Regions from separate parts of the Homo sapiens genome. Here region 2 is linked to region 1. A link is an interaction called in ENCODE POLR2A ChIA-PET data of the cell type or tissue named here. Cell type or tissue: PC-3. All regions are shown on one strand. Each heading gives the region's core, and the rest is flanking DNA. Links, peaks and the distances in the headings are about the cores only.

Region 1 (11,670 bases), core at 4,904-7,403:
CCAAGTTTTCCCTACTATTATTTGTGAAGTGAGAGATCAGAATTTGAGGGAGCTCAGTTTTAGTTTTAGTTTTGCTATGTGGTTGGTATTGACTCCTTGGTATTGGGCACTATATGGTGAGGTGAAGGTTTTTGTTTTTTTTTAACTCTAGCAGGACAGCTGTCCTCCTTCAGGTTCCACACTTGGGCAAGCATGTTACATTATCTATCGTGGTGTGCAGCATTCCTGAAGGGCCCTGGTATGGAAGGTTCTTGGAGCAGAGGGCTCTCGTTTAGAGATCCCTGGGTAGTTTCTTGAGACTTGTTACCATGACCTGGCTGTGAACGTGTGCTATCTGAGCGTCACTGGGCCTTCTCTTCCAATGGAAAGCAGGTATTCTTGAATTCTGGGTGTGAGATCTCTTCCCCACCATATTCCTGTGTGTCACTGGCTCCCATTCGTTTCCCCCTTCAGTGATGCTCCTGCGGGCTGTCCCAGGTGGGGCTGGAGATGCCTCAGTGCTGCCCAGCCTTCCACGGGAAGGACAGGAGAAGGTGCTGGACCGCCTGGACTTTGTGCTGACCAGCCTTGTGGCGCTGCGGCGGGAGGTGGAGGAGCTGAGAAGCAGCCTGCGAGGGCTTGCGGGGGAGATTGTTGGGGAGGTCCGGTGAGTAATGCGGCTTCTTCTCCTGCTTTATCCCTCCCCTGCAGCTTTTCAGCTGGGGTGTGTTCTGGCCTTCGCTGTCTGTCTCTAAAGAATAAACCAGTTCTATAGCTTCTAGCCTAATCTGGGTTGAAGCTGTACATTTGGTACCTCGCCTTGCACATGCTCCTTGCTGCTTCTGGACTCTCATGGTTGATCTGTTGTAGCAGCTGAAGCGCTCTGTTTGCCTAACCTAGTCTGTCTGTGCGGGCTGGGCCCAGGAAGCTGCCCTGCTTGCCCTCCTGAGGGTTAGAGACTTAGGATTTTCTCTGCTTTTAGCCCTTTAATGAGGAGCAGTAGTAAGAGGCACCCCATGGTGAGCAGAAAGACAAGCTGGATGGGACCTAATGGTACCCTTCGGGATGGGGCCTGCTTTCCAGATGCCACATGGAAGAGAACCAGAGAGTGGCTCGGCGGCGAAGGTTTCCGTTTGTCCGGGAGAGGAGTGACTCCACTGGCTCCAGCTCTGTCTACTTCACGGCCTCCTCGGGAGCCACGTTCACAGATGCTGAGAGTGAAGGGGGGTGAGTTGTCTCTCTTGGAGGCAGTTATGGCTACAGCCAGGTTGTGTTTTGTAAAAGTATTATCAATGGAAAATTCAAACCAAGCTGCTGCAAATGATTTTTGGAACAGGTAAGAGTATAATAAATACAGAAGAGTTGAAACAAAAAACCCATCCAATTTATGTCATTCAGACAAATGTAGATGTTAATAGCAGTTATTGCTTGCATCTGTTATCTTAGTTTATTACATAGTTATGATATATTATTTGGGCATTTTTCTGTGTTATCACAAGGACTTGATAAGCATTGTTTGACTTTGTTCCTTTCCTTGGGTGGCTGAGCTGGTATACGGAGATGTCTAAGCACGAAGCATGCTCCTCCCTGGGAGTCACCCTCTTCCCACAGGGGAGCCTTGCCTGTGATCCTTTGCATTTTTACAGGTGGGAGGTGGATGTCCTGAGTTCTCAGTGGCCCAGGAGGGCTGACGATAGGCCTTTCTGTGAGGCGGGGCAGCTGGCAGGAGTCTGGTGGACAGCCTCCTCCAAGTCTGGTCATGCTAAGGGTGTTTTGAGTTTAAACCACTAGCACCACTTTGAAACTCTGGTCCCAAGGATAGAGTGTGATGTCAGTAGCAGCATCTGACCCATCTGACCTTATCTGCTGCTAGCTCCAGTTATTCAGGTAGCCTGTGTGAGGCCTAGAGGCCGATTTCTCCTTGTCCAGCCTTTATTCTTCTTAAGGGAAAGACTGGTGTAGAGAACAGCCAAGTTTTATGCTGGATCAGAGGAATTAGCTATAAGCAGGTACATGGAAACTAGAAGTTAAAATCAGTCCAGGTGTGGTGGTGGCTCATGGGTAATCCCAGCACTTTGGGAGGCCGAGACAGGAGGATTGCTTGAGTTCAGGAGCTTGAGACCATCCTGGACAAGGCAGCAAGACCACGTCTCTACATAAAATAACTACCTGGGGGAGGCCAAGGTGGGCGGATCACCTGAGTTCAGGAGTTTGAGACCAGTCTGGCCAACATGTCGAAACCCTGTCTCTACTAAAAATACAAAAATTAGCCAGGTGTGGTGGTGCATGCCTGTAATCCCAGCTAATCGGGAGGCTGAGGCAGGAGAATTGCTGGAACCCAGGAGGCAGAGGTTTCAGTGAGCCGAGATTGCGCCACTGCACTCCAGCCTGTGAGACAGAGTGAGACTCCATCTCAAAGAAAAAAAAAAAAAAAAAAAAAAACGAGCTGGGCATGGTGGCATGGGTCGGTAGTCCCAGCTACTTGGGAGGCCGGGAGTTTGAGGATGCAGTGAGCCATAATTGTGCCACTGCACTCCAGCCTGGGTGACAGAGTGAGACCCTGCCTCAGAAAAATAAAATACAATGTAAATACTAGGTGATAGGAATTTTTCAGCTCCATTATAATCGTATGCACCCACTGATATGCGCAGTCCGTGGTTGACTGAAATGTCATTATCACCAACGCTGGATTTGATGAGTGCTCCGGGGTCTCCAGAAACCTGTGGAGTGGTGGTGAAGAGCTCTCTGCTCTTCCATGGGGGACTGCTGTTGCCTGGGTTGTCAGATCCCTGTTATCTGCATTCTCAAGGGCAAACAGAGGTGGCCCTTTTCTATTCAATTTACCTAAATGGCTCTGGGCCAAGAGATGCTTCCAGAAGTTGTGTTAAAGAGGGGGCAAAAATGAAATTAATATTTGATACATCTGAATTGAAGAGAGAGACCGAGGAAGTAGTTGATAGTGGGCACTGAGATGTAAAGAACATCTCTGCAACCCAAGGAAGCAGGCCACTTGGGTGGGGAATTGATGTTTGAACTCTGTAAGGAGGTTGAACAGAAGGAGAGGTCACAGCTCTGCCCAAAATCAAAGAAAGCTTGAGGCCCTTCACAACTGTTTTTGTTTTTGTTTTGTTTTGTTTTGAGACAGGGTCTCACTCTGTTGCCCAGGCTGGAGTTCCATGGTGCCATCACAGCACAGCAGCCTCAACCTCTTGGGCTCAAGTGGTGCTCCTGCCTCAGCCTTCTGAATAGCTGGGACTACAGGCATGTGCCACCATGCCCAGCCAATTCTATTTATTTTTTTTGTACAGATGGGGTCTCACTGTGTTGCCCAGCCTGTTCTTGAACTCTTGGCCTCAAGCAGTTCTCCCACATCAGCCTCCAAGTGCTGAGATTACAGGTATGAACCACCGCACCTGGTCCTCTTTGTGATGATTTAAAGAAGTTGTACTAGGCCAGGCGCGGTGGCTCAGGCCTGTAATCCCAGCACGTTGGGAGGCCAAGGCAGGTAGATCACCTGAGATCAGGAGTTCAAGACCAGATGGCCAACATGGTGAAACCTCGTCTCTACTAAAAATACAAAAATTAGCCAGGCATGTTGGCAGGCACCGGTAATCCCAGCTACCTAGGAGGCGGAGGCAGAAGAATCACTTGAACCCAGGAGGTGGAGGCTGTAGTGTGCCAAGATGGCACCACTGCACTCCAGCCTCGGTGATAGAGCAGTACTCTGTCTCAAAAAAAAAAAAAATTACTGAGGCTGGGGTGTGGAGGCTCATGCCTATAATCCCAGCACTTTGGGAGGCTGAGGTGGGCAGATCACTTGAGGTCAGGAGTTCGAGACCAGCCCGGCCAACATGGTGAAACCCTGTCTCTACTAAAAATAGAAAAATTAGCTGGGCGTGGTGGTGCATGCCTGTAATCCCAGCTATTCCGGAGGCTGAGGCAGGAGAATCACTTGAACCCAGGGGGTGGAGTTTGCTGTGAGCCGAGATTGCACCACTGCACTCCAGCCTGGGTGACAGAGAAAGACTCCATCCCAAAAAAATAAAGAAGTACAAACTTCTGGGGTCAGTGGGAGCCAGAGCAGTTAACCAGGGACACCTGGGGGTCCTTCACTGCTAGGGGTGCTCACTGGGACTCCCAAGGCCACAAGGAGCAGGCCAGGGCTGCCAGACACCTGTGATGGGGCAAGGGGAAGAGTGGATTTCTTAATTATAGCGCCTTCAGGCTGTGTCCCATGCCCAGTCCCGTGGCATGAGAGCAGGTGGTGGTGCAACACTGTGTGGTTGAGCCGGCTGTTCTCTAGGGCAGTGGCCGTGGTGAATGATTCTTTGTGCCATGGTCATTGCCATGTAGGTCAAGGGGGGAGCTCTAGGAGTCTACAAACTCTGAAATGGCTTTGAACATGTGTGTCTTGGGGCAAGGAGAGCTGCTTTGAGGGATGAAGGGCTGAGATTTGATGGGCTGCTTGATTTCACTGAAAGCTGTATTCCTTCCTTCTTCCAAATAACAACTTTGAGGTCTCAGGAGATTGAGGGTGGCAGAGGCAGAATCACTGTGCAGCTCTGTGAGCTTGTTCCCCGGGCATTGTACCAAACACAGCTTGAGTTCCCTCTGTCAGAACCCAACTTGCCCTAAAATACCAGCTCCTCCAGCAAGCCTTCCCAGGCATCTCAGCCAAGAGAAATTGCCTGCAGCCTCATCGTGAAGACTCCTTCTTGGGCATTTATGACCTCATTAAGTTGGGTCTTATCTCAAGGTCAGGGTCCATGTGCCTGGTTATCTTTGAAGGCCTCATACTCAGTCTCTAACATGGTTTAGGTTAAGAGAAACTTAATTGCCAGGAGGAGAGATGTGTGTAACTGAGTCCTTCATTACTGCTTAAGAGTAGAGTGGCAGTCTCTGCTCAGAGGGAGCCTTGGGTCTCTGGCCCACTGTGGGAACTCCTGTCCTCCGGAGTGCACAGGACCAAAGGGCCTTTTCAAAGGTCCCTGCTCGTCTCTGGCAGATCTCAAAAGCCTCAGGGTATGTTAAAAGGGTCACTCCTCTCTGGTAGATTTCTCCAAAGGCTGGCTGGGTTAGTCTGGGAGGTGGAAAGTGAGAGAGAATGGTGTAAATGTGGTAGCCCTTGGCATGTGATTAATCTCTTCTGAGGCCCCAGAAGCTGCCTCAGGCAGTAGGGTTTCAGATTGTTGAGGGTTCCTTAAAGTGGGGCTGAGATGCAATTAAAGTCTACTTTCTATGCCAGCTTCCCTGGAGCCTCCCTGCCTCACAGGGCTCTACCATCTTTCACTCTGTTTGTGGCAGCAAGGCTCCCTGACCTCTCTTCTTGGCTTTGTGAGCTGGGCCTTTAGGATCCAGAGGGATGGCAGCATCGCAGCTCAGGTCCCAGGGGATTCTGTGCTGATGCCTGGGCTCCAGCAGGGCTAGGTCCCTCCCTGGGAGTGCTGGAGGCAGAGAGACTCCTCTTTGGACTCCTGATTGGCTGAGGCAGCCCTCAACTCAGCAAGAAATAGGGTCTCCCCCTCCTTCTAGCAAAGGGAGATGATGCAATTCCAGCTTCCCGTTCCAGATAAACCATCTACCCATTTTGCATTTGGGCCTGGCTGGGCAGAGGAGACTCTGGTTTGATTTTTCTCAATCTGGCAGGTGCAGTTGGGAGTTTCATTCTCTAGGTTGCCTGTGGGTGGTCTCCCTCATCAGTACCCAGGTTGGTTACGAAATCTAATGACACTTATCCTTGTCCCTTTGATTTCTAAAGGTGTTTTTTTTTTTTTCTAATAACTAAAGGGGAAATCTACTTGGATAACCTCTTAAAAAACAAAGGTGCAGTTAGGAAAGGTTTTAAATACCTTACAAGTTCTTGTAGTAGATGTGTCTGGGGCCTCTTTTTTAGATGAGGCTGAAGCTCCTCTGTAAGGATGCAGTCAGCACGGACTGGGTACCAGGTCTGGCTGCTCACTTCCAGAGCCTTCAGAGCCTGCCACCTTGTGGTTTCTGGTTTTCTGGGCAGGACAGCACTTCTGCCCTGACATTAGGCTGTCAGTTGTTGACTTTATTTGTAGGTGGTGTGTCATCTCTCCTTCAGTCCTGTTTTGCTCCAGCCACAGGGAGCCTATTCTTTTTTTTTTTTTTTTTTGAGACGGAGTCTTGCTCTGTCGCCCAGGGTGGAGTGCAGTGGTGTGATCTCCGCTCACTGCAAGCTCTGCCTCCCGGGTTCACGCCCATTCTTCTGCCTCAGCCTCCCGAGTAGCTGGGACTACAGGCACCTGCCACCATGCCTGGCTAATTTTTTGTATTTTTTAGTAGAGACAGGGTTTCACCGTGTTAGCCAGGATGGTCTTGATCTCCTGACCTCCTGATCCGCCCGCCTCGGCCTCCCAAAGTGCTGGGATTACAGGCGTGAGCCACCGCCCCCAGCCTTGTGTTTGCTTCTGACCCCCAGAAGTCCTACCTTTTCCCCTGCTCAGTCCTTATCTATTTTAGGCATTTAGGGAAAACACCCTAATCAGCTGCTGGTGGCTGAGATCCAAGAGAAACTCAGCTTCCTCTTTAGTGGGTGCATCAGGGTTGGGGCTCCTTAGGAGCCACCTGGCATATGGCAGCCCCCCAAACACCTTTTCAGGGGGTAGTTTGCATTGTCTTCCCCTTCTTGCTTCTGGCTGCAAAGTGGTTCCTATCACCTCTCCTCACACCCTTAAGTTCTCAAGGTTACTATGGGCTACTCCTGTTGCGGTTTAGGTTTGGTTGTTGACTTGGGCCAGAGGTTGCGAGTTTGTGGATGTGTGTGTGGCTGCCCATGGCCTGAGGCTGCACCCACCCATGTTGGTTGTGGCAAGTGTCTCTGACTGATAAGGCAAAAACGAGCAGGGACTTCTCACATTTGCCTTAACTGTCACAGGGCCTCAGCTGGTTGTCTGCTCTTTCCTTCCTGGATCATTTTCCCAGCCCTTAGTTCCCATAGGAAACTTTCTCTCAAATAATGATTTCTGCTGGGCATGGTGGCTCATGCCTGTAATCCCAGCACTTTGGGAGGCCGAGGTGGGCGGATCACTTGAGGCCAGGGGTTTGAGACCAGTCTGGGCAACATGGCAAAACCCCGTCTCTACTAAAAATACAAAAAAATTAGGTGGGAGAATTGCTTGACCCCAGGAGGTGGAGGTTTGAGTGAGCCAAGATCGAACCACTGCACTCCAGTCTGGGTGACAGAGCGGGACCCTGTCTCAAAAAAAAAAAAAAAAAAGAAAAAAAGTCTGCCCTTAAGAGGTATGAATGATTGTGATTTGGTGCTTTGGACAATGCCATGTAGAGTGCTTCTTTGGGGGTGAGGGATAGACAGACCCTAGGGGCTCTGAGCTGAATAATCCTCTTGTTGTCCCTTACATTTCTCTGCCAGTTACACAACAGCCAATGCGGAGTCTGACAATGAGCGGGACTCTGACAAAGAAAGTGAGGACGGGGAAGATGAAGTGAGCTGTGAGACTGTGAAGATGGGGAGAAAGGATTCTCTTGACTTGGAGGAAGAGGCAGCTTCAGGTGCCTCCAGTGCCCTGGAGGCTGGAGGTTCCTCAGGCTTGGAGGATGTGCTGCCCCTCCTGCAGCAGGCCGACGAGCTGCACAGGGGTGATGAGCAAGGCAAGCGGGAGGGCTTCCAGCTGCTGCTCAACAACAAGCTGGTGGTGAGGCTCCAGCTGCCTGTCTCCTTCTCCTTCCCTCCCTCCCTCCATCTCTCTGTTCCTGACCCCTGGGGAATGAAGGCCCGTGTGGTTACTGCCCCTACAAGGTGACATGGGACGAGAAATGGTGAGACAGCTGGTTTTGCATCTGTCCCCCAGGTCACATATCCTCTTCCAAGGAGGCCCAGCGTGGATCCTAGGGCCAGTGTACTGCTTGCCCCAGAGCTGCCTCCCCTCTTGGGAGGGGGAGTGTAGTTCTCTGCTTTCTGTAGAGCTACTGCAGAAAGAGCTCTACCTCTCACCTCTAGGGGGAAATGTGGAAAGAACTGTATTTTTTTTTTCTCCTCATTTCCCTTGAGGCAGAGTCCAAGCTGCCAGCCCCATTACAAGCGACAACTGTGTAGGTCACTCAACCATAATTCTCTTGTCAGGTTCACTGACAGAATATATGCCCACCCAGGTATAAATGCCCCCCCCCCAGAAGTTAGAAGTTTCCCTTTTCCTTTCACACTTTCTTCATGTGTCAGCAAAAGACCTCTCGTGCCTTATGACATCTTGGAGTTGACCTTTCCTCCCAGCAGTTCTAGGAGGTCAGAATGCCCTCACCCCGTAATTGTGCAAGCTACTGGCTAGACAGAGAATGTGTCATACATTAACTGCACGTGGGAAGGGATGACTGGGGGGAAGGCTGCGTGTAGGAGCTGGCCTGATATTGATGACTGTAACATACTAGCTTGGAAATTCAAACCTAGGGTGTGGGGGAAGGCCAAGGCCCCCATTCTCCACAGTTGAGGAAAAAGGGGCCTCACCCGTTTCTGTCTGGTCTGCAGTATGGAAGCCGGCAGGACTTTCTCTGGCGCCTGGCCCGAGCCTACAGTGACATGTGTGAGCTCACTGAGGAGGTGAGCGAGAAGAAGTCATATGCCCTAGATGGTAAGTGCTGACAGCTTCCTGTGGGAAGGTGACTGACTGATTCAGGGGTGGGGCTGGCCCATCTGCCTGGGGACCCGGGGAACCACCAAGATGCTGTCAGCAGTTGTGGCTCAGTTACCCACTAGGGACAAACTCTGGCTCCCAAAGACCCTTGCTTTCTCCTCTGGAAGAAGAGAGCAGTCTTTGCTTATCTGTATATCATGCTGATTAGTAACACACGTGCATGTGTTTCTAGGAGTAGTTGTATCCTATCAATGTTATTCGTTTTTCTCACTCTAGCCACAGAGGGCAAAACCTTTTTTCTTAACCTGAGGTTTTTTGCTGCTGCTTAGAAATCTGGTTTCAGTTTTCTGAGCTGGTGGGGCAGGTGTTCTAAGAATATAGCTAGCTTAGAAGACTCTGGAATCCACTTGGCAAGTCTGTTGGCAAAGGCTCCACCCTGGAGGATAGGGTGCATCTGACCTGTGCCAGGCTCAGGGCTTGGCCTTATCTGTCATGAGGTCAGAGAATGCTTGGACTTTAGAGACTGATGTGTCCTGCTGAACTCCACACACTGAGTCAGGTACCATCAATGGGTAATGGGTTTCTAGGTCTGTGGTTCAGTTAATATCTATTTTTTTTTTTTTTTTAAACAGTCTTTCTCTGTTGCCCAGGCTGGAGTTCAGTGGCCTGATCTCGGCTGACTGCAACCTCCACCTCCTGGGCTCAAGCAATTCTCCTGCCTCAGCCTCCCCAGTAGCTGGGATTACAAGCACATGCCATCATACCCGACTAAGTCTTGTATTTTTAGCAGAGATGGGGTTTCGCCATGTTGGCTAGGCTGGTCTTGAACTCCTGGCCTCAACTGATTCACCCACCTAGGCCTCCCAAAGTGCTGGGATAACAGGCATAAACCACTGTGCCTGGCCAGTTAACTGTCTAAAATGGATTTGTCTACCTTTCTATTGTAAGTACAGCCTTACAAATATTATTGAATCCTTGATAATGTATACTCAAACAGTACCTCAAAGTTAACATTCTAAACATTTGTAGAATTCTGTCAATGGAGAAAGAACAGACCAATTGAGTAGGATGTCTCTGTAGACCCTCAGAAAAATTCCTGGAAGTTTTAACAAAAGATGCTTATTTATGATTACTTTTTCTCTCCAAAAGTTTGTTTTCCCTCCTAAATTTCAGATGAGGATTCTCAGCTTTTGGGCTGATTTTTGGACTCTTCATGTCAACAACCTTTCCTTTCCCTCTTGATCATTGGTCATCTCTTATTAGTGCTAGTAGCCAGCATGAACCCCAAAGACAGAAGTGGAGGCAGTGGTTAGCAGGGCAGCACTTGGTTGGTCTGGCCTCCTGAGCTTAGCACCCATGGACAAAGCTTTACCTGCTGGAGGTCAGATGACTATGGAATGTCTTTGAAGGTTCTGCTCTGAGATCACAGCCTTTAAGAATTATCCTTACTGGGTATAAAGTTTATTTCATTGTATCTCTAGGAGCTGGACCACCAGGAGGCAGTCATTCTGTGGGGTCTCAGGCAATGTCTTGTCTACAACACTGTCTGTCTAGCTTGGCAGGAACTAGTTGTCTCATTCTTTGCTATTATTTTCCTAGTGAGACAGTACTTTGAAGAGGGCAGAGAGAAATCCCCAAAGAGGCAGCGTCCCTCATTGGTGGGGCCATGTGGTCCCTCTCTTTGGGAAGAGAGGTAGAGTCTTTCACAGCATCAGTTGTCTTAAGAATGCATTTGTGGCCAGGTGTGGTGGCTCATGCCTATAATCCTAGCACTTTGGGAGGCCAAGGCAGGAGGATTGCTTGAGCCCAGGAGTTAGAGACTAGCCTGGGCAATATAGTGAGACCTTGTCTCTACAAAAAAAAAAAAAAAAACTTAAAAAATTAGCCAGGCATGGTGGTGGAACATGCCAGCAGGAGGATTGTTTCAGCCCAGGAGGCAGAGGTTGTAGTGAACTGAGATTGCACCACTGCACTCCAGCCTGGGCAACAGAGAGAGACCCTGTCTCAAATAAAAAAAGGAAAACATTTCAGATTAGCCAGTTTACCACCTCAATGCATTACATTTGTTCCATTTTCTCCATGTTCCCTTCCAAACTTGTTTTCTTCAAAGAATTCTTGGCTGGGCACGGTGGTTCGCACCTGTAATCACAGCACTTTGGGAGGCTGAGGTGGGCGCATCACCTGAGGTCAGGAGTTTGAGACCAGCCTGGCCAACAAGGCAAAACTGTCTCTACTAAAAATACAAAAATTAGCCAGGTGTGGTGGCACACACCTGTAATCCCAGCTACTCGGGAGGCTGACGCAGGAGAATCACTTGAACCTGGAGGCGGAGGTTGCGGTGAGCCTAGATCGTGCTATTGCACTCCAGCCTGGACGACAGAGTGAGACTCTTGTCTCAAAAAAAAAAAAAAAAAAAAAAAAAATCCTATGTTGCAGTGTCTTCTCCAGTGCATAGGCATGATGGTCCTTATCTGGTGGTCCGTAAGCTCCAGCCTCGATACTCTTAAGTGACGCTTGTCAGAACTTTCATGTTTATGGGCTTTCATTTCTTTGTTAGAACACTAACCTAGAAAACTCGGGTAAGACTAAGTGAACGTCATCTCTGGTCAGACCTCAGTCCATGTGGCTCTTGTGAAAGAGTTTTGGCCTAGAGCTAATTAATATTGTTGGATCGTGGATCCTTTTGAGAATTTTTTTTTTTAAAGAGATGGGGTCTGCCTATGTTGCCCAGATTGGTCTTGAACTCTTGGTCCCAAGCTATCCTCTCCTTGGCCTCTCAAAGTTCTAGGATTACAGGTGTGAGCCAATGTACCCATCCCCTTTAGGGAATTTTTTCAAAGCTGTGATCTCTCTCCCCACTTACTTAAATTTTATACAACTTGAGATTCATGGACACTGCCCCTCCAGAGTAAGGTCTGTTGGGGACAATTTCTGATTGTGTTGGATCCGTTGTTGTTGTTTTTTTTGAGGTGGAGTTCGTCGCCCAGGCTGGAGTGCAGTGGTGCAATCTTGGCTCGTTGCAACTTCTGCCTCCCAGGTTCAAGTGATTCTCCTGCCTCAGCCTCCTGGGGAGCTGGGACTA
Region 2 (5,572 bases), core at 2,123-4,622, 270 kb after region 1:
ACTCAAAATGGATTAAAGACCTAAACATAAGGGTTTAAACTATAAAACTACAAGAAGAAAACATAGGAGGAAGGCTTCATGACATTGGAAAGGGCACTGGTTTCTTAGATGTAACACCAAAAGCACAGGCCACAAAAGTAAAAATGAGACTACATCAAACTTAAAAACCTCTGCACAGCAAAAGAAACAGTAGTGTGAAGCGGCAACCTATGGAATGGGAGAAAATACTTGCAAAGCATATATCTGATAATGGGTTAATACCCAGAATATATGAAGAATTTCTACAATTCAGTAGCAAACAAACAAAAAACCCTGATTAAAAAGTGGGCAAAGGTCTTGAATGGACATTTCTCCAAAGAAAATATACAAATGGTCTACAAGCCTATAAAAGGCTAATCAGGGAAATGCAAATCATAAACCACAGTGAATTATCATCTCACATCCATTAGGATGGCCACTATAAAAAACAAAACAAAACCGAAAAACAGTGTTAGTCAGGGACCGTGGCACATGCCTGTAGTTCCAGCTACTCAGGAGGCTGAGGCAGGAGGATGGCTTGAGCCCAGGAATGTGAGTCAAGCCTGGGCAACCTAGGGAAACCCCGTCACAAACAAGTATTGATGAGGATGTAGAGAAATTGAAAACCTTGCACACTGTTGGTAGGATTGTAAATAGTGCATCTACTATGGAAAACACTATGGAGGTTCCTCAAAAACTTAAAAATAGAGCTACCATATGATCCAATAATCCCACTTCTGGGAATATAGCCAAAAGACTTGAAATAAAGATCTCAAAGAAATATTTGCATGCCCACATTCATTGCCACATTATTCACAATAACCAAGATGTGAAAACAACCTAATGTCCATTGTTGGATGAAAGAAAGAAAATGTGGTGTAATAATGAAATATTATTCAGCCTTAGAAAGAAGGAAATTCAGGTACATATTACAACATGGATGAACCTTAAGGACATTATGCTAAGCAAAATAAGCCAGTCAAAAAGGACAAATACTGTATGATTCCACTTATATGAGGTATCTAAAGTAATCATAGAAACAGAAAGCAGAGTGGTAGTTGCCAGGGGATGGTGGGGAGGGAGGGGAGATGGGGAATTGTTCAATGGGAATAGAGTTTCAGTCATGCAAAATGAAAAGGTTATGGAGCTTTACTGTACAGCAGTGTGTGTGTGTAGTTAATACTGTGCTGTACATTTTAAAATTGTTAAGAGGGTAAATTGATGTTACATGTTTTTTATCACAATTAAAACAAAAACAAAACTATGGTCTAGAAACATCCTTTCTTTCTTTGCCGCATCTACTGTGTGAATGAAGACCATTTTCAGCAATCAGACTATCGACATTCCAGAAAATGTCGACATTACTCTGAAAGGACACACAGTTATCGTGAAAGGCCCCAGAGGAACCCTGTGGAGGAACTTCAATCACATCAATGTAGAACTCAATCTTCTTGGAAAGAAAAAAAAAAGAGGCTCCTGGTTGACAAATGGTGCAGTAACAGAAAGGAACTGGTTACCATTTGGACTATTTGTAGTCACGTACAGAACATGATCAAGGGTGTGACACTGGGCTTCTGTTACAAGATGAGGTCTGTGTATGTTCACTTCCCCATCAACATCATTATCCAGGAGAATGGTTCTCTTGTTGAAATCCGAAATTTCTTGGGTGAAAAATACATCCGCAGGGTTCAGATGAGACCAGGTGTTGCTTGTTCAGTATCTCAAGCCCAGAAAGATGGATTAATCCTTGAAGGAAATGACATTGAGCTTGTTTCAAATTCAGCAAGCCACAACAGTTAAAAACAAGGATATCAGGAAATTTTTGGATGGCATATATGTCTCTGAAAAATGAACTGTTCAGCAGGCTGATGACTAAGATCTAAGAGTTGTCCAGCTACAGAAGCAAGATGTCAGATGACTCCTAAAACCTACTTGTGATATTTAAATGATGCAATAAAAGACCTATTGATTTGGGAAAAAAAAAAAAGAAACATCCTTTAATGCTGCTCTGGGTGATGTTCCTCAAGCTGTATCCTCCAGCCAGGTCCTGGAAGACTTATTTTCCAGGTTTCTTCTAGAAAAGGAATGTAAAACTGAGCTTTCTAGACACTTCAAGAGCTGGAATGACAGAAGAGAAACCACCCGATATCAAGGAGTCAGGTGTGGTGATACACGGACTTGTATTTTTGAGTAAGGACACGACACCACAGAGGAAGATGGCAGAGAAGAGAGTGTCTCCTGAGGGCAGGGAGGAGGCAATGCCAAGAGGAAGCTGCCCCCAAAGAAGAGCACAGCCATGGGGCTAGAGCACTGTCCAAGGCTGGCCGCCATTCCACAGGCTGTTGAGTAGCACGGAAACATACAGTGAGGTCACCAGAACAATTGGAAAAGCTATTGTGTTGTGGAGGGACAATGTGAGCAGCTGGGATGTTCAAAAGATTAGTTGGGGAGCAGGACAGAGAGGAGTCTGCAGTTCTGGGAATGACAATGCCATCTTGAATGGAACTTAAAGTCCAATAAGGGCTACACACCATTTAAAAACACTAACTGGTAAATTGCTTGATATTTGATCTTTGAGGGGGTCAAAGTGAATCACTACTTTGTGAGTCCTTTGAGACAGACTTTAAAGTTTAATCCTGTGACATTTTGTAGGTTTTCTAATTTTCATTATAACAATTATAGGCCTGGCCACAGATTTAAGAAAGAATATATTGGCTGGGCGCAGTAGCTCATGCCTGTAATCCCAGCACTTTGGGAGGCTGAGGTGGGTGGATCATGAGGTCAGGAGATTGAGACCATCCTGGCTAACACAGTGAAACCCCATCTCTACTAAAAATTCAAAAAATTAGCCGGGCGTGGTGGCGGGCGCCTGTAGTCCCAGCTACTCGGGAGGCTGAAGCAGGAGAATAGTGGCCTGAACCCAGGAGGTGGAGCTTGCAGTGAGCTGAGATCGTGCCACTGCACTCCCAACCTGGGCAACAGAGCGAGACTCTGTCTCAAAAAAAAAAATAAATAAATAAAAAAGAGCCCAGCCTGATCTCCACCTCCCGTGGACTTCTCTGCTCTGGTGGCCCCTCTGGCCATGATGGTGCTTGGATTCTGAGGACTCTGCTGCCCCTGGGCTCTGGCGGGAGTCACAGAGGCAGCTCTGTCTCTCCAGCACTGAGAACAGAAACATAATCAGGTGATGTTTTGTGGGCTCCTGCTCCTTGGGCTGCTGTGAGGCTGAATATCTGCTTTTCTTCATCTGCAACCCAGCAGTGAGCCAGCAGCCCAGCCAAGTCTGGGGACACTGCTGGGCCACTGGCAGGAATGGCACCACAGGCTCCTCCTTCCTGAACCCTTGAAGCTCCTCATATCTCTCTGTTCCCTAATGCCCTACCCCAAGGCTGAGGCTGGCACAGCTTTCCTGCTAGAGGGTTCAGGGGGCAGTAAATGACCTTGCCTGAACTTGGTCCTCCTTGCCCCCTCACAATGACAGATCAGGGCTGATCCTGTGATTCCCTGTGCCTCTATGAGTTCTCCTCTGTAGATGAATCCTCTGTTGAAGCAAGGATCAGGCAGTGATGAGCTGAAGAGCTCAGTAGAAGGATGCTACAGAAAATCTGGCATTCATATGCATGCAGGTCCCTGGACACTCTCTTTGAGGGAATTTCCCTTCCCTCTCAGGCTGCCCCTGGAGTTTAAGTCCAGCCAGATAACCACATTGAGAGGAAGACTGGATGATATCCCGGAAAGCTCCGTGACACTAGCATCTAGATTCAGCCTCTGGGTGAGTCTGCTCCCTCCACCCCAGCTAAGGATATGAGCCTATGAGAGAGGAAAGTAGACAAAGGTGAGCATCAATATCCACCAACTATCGACAAAGACACAAACCACACATAATCAAAACCTACAGCAAGTTGGGTAAATTGCAGAGAAAATGTCCTGAAAATTATAGCATGAGCATTTCGGCACAGTGATGGCGCATGTCTTCCATGCTCAAATGAAGGGCAGAGGCTGGGTGCGGTGGCTCACATCTGTAATACCAGCACTTTGGGAGGCCAAGGTGGGTGGATCACTTGAGGTTAGGAGTTCAAGACCAGCCTGGCCAACATGGCAAAACCCCATCTCTACTAAAAATACAAAAATTAGCCGAGCATGGTGGCACAAACCTGTAGTCCCAGCTACTGGGGAGGCTGAGGCACAAGAAATGCTGGAACCTAGGAGGCGGAGATTGTAGTGAGCCGAGATCATGCCACTGCACTCCACCCTGGGTGACAGAGCAAGACAGTCTCAAAAAAAAAAAAAAAAAAAAAAAAAAAAAGAAGGAGGGCAGAGGCAGTGGTCCAGCTATAAAGCCAGGAGATGGCCATGGGGGAGAGTTTAATTCAGTACCCCCAGGACACCTAGAGCTCTTGCTAGGCCCACAGCTGTTTTCTGGTTGTTTGAAAGGTCACTGTGTCAACAAAACCCCTGGGGGCCAACACCTATAAGTCACAGCAGACATGCCAGGTCTGCGCAGAGGTGCACTGCTCAGCTTGTTCTTCAAGAGAACTTGCTGGGAGAAGTGCAGCTGGCTGAGAGCCTCCAGCTGCCACACCTTTCTGTCTGGCTCAATATTCAGGTTTCCCCTGGCTGCTTCTACCCAACGCCTGAACATGCCTGGGGTGCTAACGCTGCAACATTTCTGCCCACAGAGAGCCCCTCTAATAGGCAATGTTTGCCTGCGATTCTCCACTGGCCTTTCAGAGACTTTCTCGAGCTGCACTGTAATCTGAGACTCTTCCTACCCAATGCTTCCTTCCTTCTCTCCTTTCACAAGTGTAGGCTGTTTCTGCCTCCTGCTCCTCCCTTCTCCTTTATCCTCCACAGGTGTTTTCCCCAATAAATCTCTTGCACATCTAATTCTGTCTTTGTATCCACTTCTCAGAGGATCTGAACTGATAGTCCAGTACATTCATGGTCTGGGTCCAACAGTACTGGAAAGTTGATCTTCAGGTAGGCAAACCTAGGGGATTTTATAATAGCTGGAGAGAGTTGTGAACAGAATCATTTGTGCAGTGTTCAGAAGGAGGACTGGAGAAGGGGACATGAATCAGAGAAGAGGAACATGAGGCACATCACAAAGCCAATAAGCTGGGTAGTTTATAATGCATATTCATTTTGAGGGGAACAAACCTTAAATGGACAACAGTGGACTCGGTAAAGAAAATGTGGTACATATACACCATAGAAAACTACACAGCCATAAAAAAGAGCAAAATCATGTCCTTTGCAGCAACATGGATAGAGCTAGAGGCCATTATCCTAAGCAAATTAACACCAGCAACAGAAAACCAAATACTTCATTGTCTCACCTATAAGTGGAAGCTAAACAGTGAGTATACATGGCCGCAAAGAAGAAAACAATGGACACTGGGACCACTTGAGGGTGAAAGGTGGGAGGAGAGTGAGGATGCAAAAACTACCCAGTGAGTACTATGCTTATTACCTGGGCAGTGAAATAATTTGCATGCCAAACCCCTGCAATACACAATTTACCCATGGAACAAACCTGCACGTGTATCCCCTG

Evidence for each region. ChIA-PET counts read pairs that join two places held together with the same protein. Peaks named below come from ENCODE experiments on the same cell type or tissue, not always from the same donor. Only the 100,000 strongest peaks of a DNase experiment are listed, where the experiment ranks them.
Region 2: POLR2A ChIA-PET joins it to region 1 with 6 read pairs; 2 of 35 experiments call an interaction of 5 or more read pairs at or near these places.

The regions. Positions count from the first base shown.
Region 1 is chr15:40,740,962-40,752,631 of GRCh38, reverse strand. It overlaps RMDN3 (regulator of microtubule dynamics 3), which reads left to right. Exons shown (of 13, transcript NM_018145.3): 3 at 454-646; 4 at 1,063-1,206; 5 at 7,373-7,655; 6 at 8,483-8,585. Among named protein-coding and RNA genes, the nearest start is that of RMDN3, 8.5 kb to the left of the region's middle. RefSeq lists a silencer at 5,870-6,039 and an enhancer at 11,231-11,670. In PC-3, for the core only: a CTCF peak has its summit at 5,962 (motif pointing left); a DNase peak (open chromatin) is centred at 5,991; H3K27ac peaks cover 339 bases.
Region 2 is chr15:40,477,071-40,482,642 of GRCh38, reverse strand. It overlaps the pseudogene RPL9P27. Among named protein-coding and RNA genes, the nearest start is that of CHST14, 8.9 kb to the right of the region's middle. In PC-3, for the core only: no CTCF peak of the experiment used is centred there; no DNase peak of the experiment used is centred there; H3K4me3 peaks cover 167 bases.